Linked DNA regions of Homo sapiens: region 2 is linked to region 1. The links are chromatin contacts, found by POLR2A ChIA-PET in ENCODE. All regions are on one chromosome and are shown on one strand. Each heading gives the region's core, a stretch centred on a gene start or an enhancer-like site at or near the end of the contact. The rest is flanking DNA. Distances are from core to core; before and after follow the strand shown. Region 1 overlaps ARHGAP26 (Rho GTPase activating protein 26). Region 2 overlaps ARHGAP26 (Rho GTPase activating protein 26).

Region 1 (3,056 bases), core at 504-3,003:
CTTCCTTATGGCGTGTTTTTTTTTGATGATTAAAACATTTCTCAGTATGAGTTGTATGAAGACATGGGGCACGGTGGATATAGTAGAAAAAGCATTGAATTATAAGTCAGGTTCTAACCAATCTCTCATAACCTCTACCTTCTTTCCTTCCACTTTTCCTTTTAGTTTATAAAATCTGGGGCTTGATCTGCAGAAGGTGACACTGTGATATGGTGATGAAGAGCCTGAGCTTTGGCTTCATGCATTCTTAGGGCTGAGTCCTGGCTCTGCCATTTGTTAGTTATGGGGTCTTGGGAAGTGGTGTGCTCCTGAGCCTTGGTTTCCTCATCTAGAGATGATAACTGTCTCCTTCCATTGTTGTGGGGACTAAGTGAGTTAATATATAATAAGATACTTGACAAGTATCATTACATGTGAGCTAAAAGTGAGTTTTTTTTTTTTTTTTTTGAGACAGAGTCTTGCTCTATTCCCCAGGCTAGAGTGTAGTGGCACGATCTCGGCTCACTGCAACCTCCACTTCTGGGTTTGAGCGATTCTCATGCCTCAGCCTCCTGAGTAGCTGGGATTATAGGTACCCACCACCACACCTGGCTGATTTTTGTATTTTTAGTAGAGATGGGGTTTCGCCATATCGACCAGGCTGGTCTCAAACTCCTGACCTCAGGTGATCCGCCTGCCTCGGCCTCCCAGAGTGCTGGGATTACAGGTGTGAGCCACAGTGCCCAGTGCTTTATATTAGTCTTTCTCAGACATTCTTGTTTTCCATGAATGAGTTAGCAGTTTTAAAGCTTTTTTTTTTTTCTTTTTGAGGGTAGTGTCAAAGACTTTGAAATATGATGAAAGTTCAGGACAATTTCCCAAGAAAAAGCCTCTTTACCCAAAATTCATTTTCAATTTCAGAGGGTTCAGGGCCAGGACCTTCTAGAGCTCTTTGAGAACTCCAGAATAAGAACTCTTTTAGGCTGGGCGTAGTGGCTCACGTCTGTAATCCCAGCAGTTTGGGAGGCCAAGGCGGTGGATCACCTGAGGTCAGCAGTTTGAGACCAGCCTGGTCAACATGATGACATCCTGTCAATATAAAAATTAGCCGGGCCTGGTGGTGGGCTCCTATAATCCCAGCTACTTGGGAGGCGGAGGCAAGAGAATCGCTTGAATCTGGGAGGTGGAGGTTGCAGTGAGCCGAGATCACACCACTGCACTACAGCTGGGACAACAGAGTGAGACTGCGTCTCAAAAAAAAAAAAAAAAAGAACTCTTTTAATTGATTGTAGGATGGTAGCCCCCGTTTTGCAGGCTATTCCTCCCCTGCTCTCTGATGCCTGCTGAACTTAACTGAGACCAGCACGTGTGGAGGAGCCCTCTGTGAGGACTGGAGGGATGCACTTCCTTTTCGTCTTCTCCTCCGTTCGCTAGTGAGCAGACTCCTGATTTCTTGGCCTGTGTTGCTGCCCAGAACAAGCACCAGGAATATCCTGAGGAGCTGCAGCTCTTGAGGGAGGCTGCTACGAGAGCAGGGAAAATCAGTCTTTCTCTTCCTCAGTTGGGTTATTTCAGGGATGAGAGGAGAGGGAGCAGCAAAGACTCTGGGATTTTAGGAAGAACCAAGCTACTGTGTGTTGATCGTCTGTTCTGTACCAGGAACTGTGTCTAGGTGGTTTGCATTCATTATTTCTCATCCTTAGAAGAATGCTTCCGGGTGGGTATTTGTTATCACCCTGCTTCACAGATGAGGAAGCTGAGTCTCAGAGCAGTTAAGAATAGCAAATGTCCAAGGTGGGAGTCAGGTCAGCTCTCTGAAATCATGGAGGTCTTCTGTGCCATGCAGTTCCCCTAGATGGAGTCAGGCCTCTGGGGTAAAGGGTGACTTCACGCCCTTTGCTGATAAAGGAAATGCTTTTCCTTCTGGTGGCCAGACATCCGCAGTTACTGTCTTTGTTATGTGCTCTAGGTGGCCTTCTCAGTGCTGAACTGCAGACCCGTGTATTTTTAGAAAAGGAAGAGGCTTCTGTGTGTACTGTTTATGTACAGACACATATCAGCTTCTCAGTACTAAAATCAGCTAAAGCAGCTGAGTGTCAGCTCTGGCTGGTGTCCAGATAACTGGCGGCCCTGTCTTCTGGCTGGCAGGTCCTCACCATGATGGCTTCAGGGACATGACTGACCCCTCACATCTCTCTTCTTGATAGACTAAGCTCTGAGTCCCCACAGAGACCTGCCTCTACTTCCTCCCCAAGCTCAGCTCTTGGCTTGTCAGCAGTTGGTCAGGCTGCATCCTTTTCTTTTTTTCCATTTCCCTGCCTGCATTTTCTCCTTGTTTCCTCACCCACACTTCACTCACATGCCTTTTTTTCCCCTGTGAGACCAATCACGTTTTGATTTTTTTGTTGTTATGGTCAAAGAGGTTTATTTTGTGCACCGCAGTGAAACTGGCTACCTAAGGTATCCATGTGTGAAAGCCACGCATTAGTTTCAAGGGAGGGCAGTGTACTGCAGCGTTTGGGTCTCTGTATCACCATTGTCTGCTCACATTTATAGCTGACTCATGTTGAGTTATATGCCAGACGCTGGCTTTGTGTATTACCTGTTGGGCCACAGTTACCTGTGTGAGGGTGGTTCTGGTATTATCTCACGGGCCTGAGACCTTTCCAAGGTCACATGGCTGGAGTTGTATCCAAGCTCAGAGGGGTGCCGAGGTATATGTGTCGGGTGAGGAGGAGTCACCAGTGCATAGGTGGGAGGGTGGGGCATGCCACCTTTCGTGCCTGTCTCTTGCTCCCAGGGGAATGTCTTTTGGTGTGGCCCAGGTGAGCCAGAATTTCAGGTCTTTTTGAGGATTAGTCTGTTTGACCTTCTTCTCCTCTCTGGCAAAGAGGATTTGGATGGGATTTCCCTTCAGTGGGGATTTTATCTTAGTAAGGGCTGCAGAACTGGGCCTGCTGCTTCTAGGATGTGCTATGTCATTCCTGCTCACTCCTCTGCTGTGACCACCCCTGCCACTTCCCCTTTATACCCCAGAATGAAGACTGCATCTCATAGACATTTGGGAGCAAAAGAGA
Region 2 (2,787 bases), core at 30-2,529, 100 kb after region 1:
CCACCCAGATAACCTAAATGTTAGTGTCTTACATAACACAGTACAATGATCAGACCTGGAAATTAACACTGATACAATATTATTATCTATTTTACAAGTCTTAAATTTTGCCAGTTATCTCACTAATATATATATTTTTCTGGTCCAGTGTCTTTTATCCCAGATCACATATTGCAATTAGTTGTCACATCTCCTCAGTCTCATTTAACCTGGAACAGTTAGAGGCTTGGCTTTTTAAAGGAACATCACCACTAGCTGATGTCCAGATAGTTGAACATCAGGAGAGCATCCTATCTCTGTTCCCATCTTGCAGTGTATCTGGGAACTGTTGTCACTATCCTCCCTTCATCTAGGTAATAATTCATACATTTCCATAATCAAACCACTTAAGTTTCTCTCTCTGCATCTTCTAAAGCCTCTCTGACATATATTCAATCTCAGTTTTGTAGATTTCCTTGTAATACATCTATTGCTTTTGAACATTGTATCTTCTACCCTATCTACTCACATCATATATTCTTCCTTATACAGTTTGTTATCTGTATTGTAGTTGTTGGTTTAAAGACATTTGAGGCCATAATATGATCTTACTAGACATTCCGAGCTGTGACCTCTCACCTCCAGCAACAGCACCAGTTACATTGACCCTCTTTCAGATATTGGGCAGTGATTTGTGGGAGTGGAGATTATGGTTGGATTAGCTTCAATTTTTTTTTTCTTTGTGGGAAATGCAATTTGCAAAAGAAAGTTCTTATAAGAGTGAGACTTTGTTCATTTGAAGAATGATGGAGCTGGCTTTTCTGTCAATTTCTGCAGCTTTTTCTTATTCTCCAAAAACCAGAAAGTGGTAATATTTGTTAGTGATCAAATCAAAGATGATATTTAAAAACACATGTTGACAGGAGGACCTAGAGGCATTATGAGTATTAGAAAGTCTGCAAATTAGGTTGTTTGCTTTGTGGTGAGGTGTGAAACAGGATATGCATTTTTGAAAATGTATCTTTGGATTTGCTGAACTGGGCTCAAATGTGGTCAAATTGAGAGAGCTTATGATGCCAGTTTTACTGCATTCTTTTTAGTTGTGTTCCCCAAAATCCTGCCCCATGACCTTTACCAGAACAAGTAAACACATCCTAAAAACAAAGTTATGTTCTAGTATGGTTTTAAAAGTCTTCCCTTTTGGTTATTTGGAAAATAGTGCAAACGTGCGGTCTAGTGGTTATGGCCAAAGGCAGAGCAAAGGGAGTGCGGCCTTAGCCAGCCCCAGCCAGCTGCCATTGCTCCCACGCTCTGTGTGGTCTTGACCCAATGCCCAGAAAAGCAAGGTTCCCCACTTTCTACCTCTTTATTTTTAAAAGTAAAAAAAAAAAAAAAAAAAAAAAAGAGAGAGAGAGAGATGGGGTGGAGGGAGAAACTGAGCTGAGAGACCTCTCAGGTTAGAAATATGTCCTCTTGCAATTAACCATTGCTAGTTAGTTTTCACTATAAATCTAAAGAGAGCTTTATCTCAGCCAAACTAAGGAAATCATCAACATTCTTGGGGTAAATTGATGTGGACTTTTTGTTTGTTCATTTGGAGGGAGGGAGGGATGGTGGTGCTGCTGCCTAGCATTGAATATACTGGAGTACTTCTTAACTTAATCTCTTCTTATTACTACTTTGCTGAGATGAATGTCATCTTTCTCCTACAGTAGTTGTTGGCTATGCAAGGCATTTTGGATGGATACCAATACCCTTCTTTGGCAATTTCTCTGCCTAGTTCTTACCTCTGTGTGTTGTCATGCCAGGGAGATGTTGACCTGCTGAGGGCAGGGATTGATCCTGTCTGTTATAACCTTAAAATTTTTGTTAGGGTGCTTAGTAGAGTGCTGTGAAACATAATAAGCACCTATTACTCACTGAATTAACTTGGAGGCAATAAATTGAGTGGTTTTCTGTTAACTAGTCTATACTCAAGTTGATTTGTTGAATGTCTTGGGTTTTGTTCATTATTGGGCCACTCTGAATGGAAATCCATGAAGGCGAGGATCTTGACTTTCTTGTTCTTCACTATAATCCCAGAACCTAGAACAGCCCCTGGCCAAGATCGTTGAGTATACTGATTGAGAATCCATGTTCAATAAATATTTATTATTAAACTAGGTGCAGTGGTGTACGCCTGGAATCCCAGCTGCTCGGGAGTGTGAAGCGGGTGGATCACTTGAGCCCAGGAGTTTGAGGCTATAGTGTGCTGTGATTGCACCTGTGAATGGCCACTGCACTCCAGCCTGGGCAACATAATCATACCTTGTGTCTTAAACAAAACATTTTTTTTTGAATGAATGGATTTAAAAAAGAGAACCCAAGAGCATGTTTCCCTTTTCAGACGCGGGCTTTGATGCGGCACTTTAGACGTGGCACTTTCAAGCGATTCAGGATGCCTTTTCCTTTTCTTAGTAATTTTTAGTATATGGCAGAAACCATATACTAAATGTCACACCAGAGAAAGTCTCAGGTCAGAAGGCTTATTAGAGCCCAGGGATCAGGAATTGGTTGGGAAGTTTGTAACACTGTCTCTAGCACCAGCAGTAAAATTAGGATGGGTGTGCATGTGTGTATATATGAATATGTGTGCATATGTGAATATGTATATATATATGAGTATATATGACTATACGTACTTGTGTGTATTAAATATATATATATATAATATGTATTTTAATTTCTTGCCATCTGCTGGCTTTCTTTGAATTTATGAAAAATATATAATTGTGCCCAGAGCTCTGGTTCCTGGTGGTTGTGTTGCCA

The links. ChIA-PET counts read pairs that join two places held with the same protein, here RNA polymerase II (POLR2A).
Region 2: POLR2A ChIA-PET joins it to region 1 with 10 read pairs in activated CD4-positive, alpha-beta T cell. The contact joins two enhancer-like sites. POLR2A ChIA-PET finds 5 or more read pairs at or near these places in 3 of 52 experiments (CD4-positive, alpha-beta memory T cell, activated CD4-positive, alpha-beta T cell and activated T-cell).

The regions. Positions count from the first base shown.
Region 1 is chr5:142,843,623-142,846,678 of GRCh38, forward strand. The region is part of intron 1 of ARHGAP26 (Rho GTPase activating protein 26); the gene reads left to right. Among named protein-coding and RNA genes, the nearest start is that of ARHGAP26-AS1, 24 kb to the right of the region's middle. Within about 2 kb of position 1,754, at least 18 of the 41 ENCODE cell types and tissues checked have a DNase peak (open chromatin) inside an H3K27ac peak, as active enhancers do.
Region 2 is chr5:142,945,737-142,948,523 of GRCh38, forward strand. The region is part of intron 11 of ARHGAP26 (Rho GTPase activating protein 26); the gene reads left to right. Among named protein-coding and RNA genes, the nearest start is that of ARHGAP26-AS1, 78 kb to the left of the region's middle. Within about 2 kb of position 1,280, at least 2 of the 41 ENCODE cell types and tissues checked have a DNase peak (open chromatin) inside an H3K27ac peak, as active enhancers do.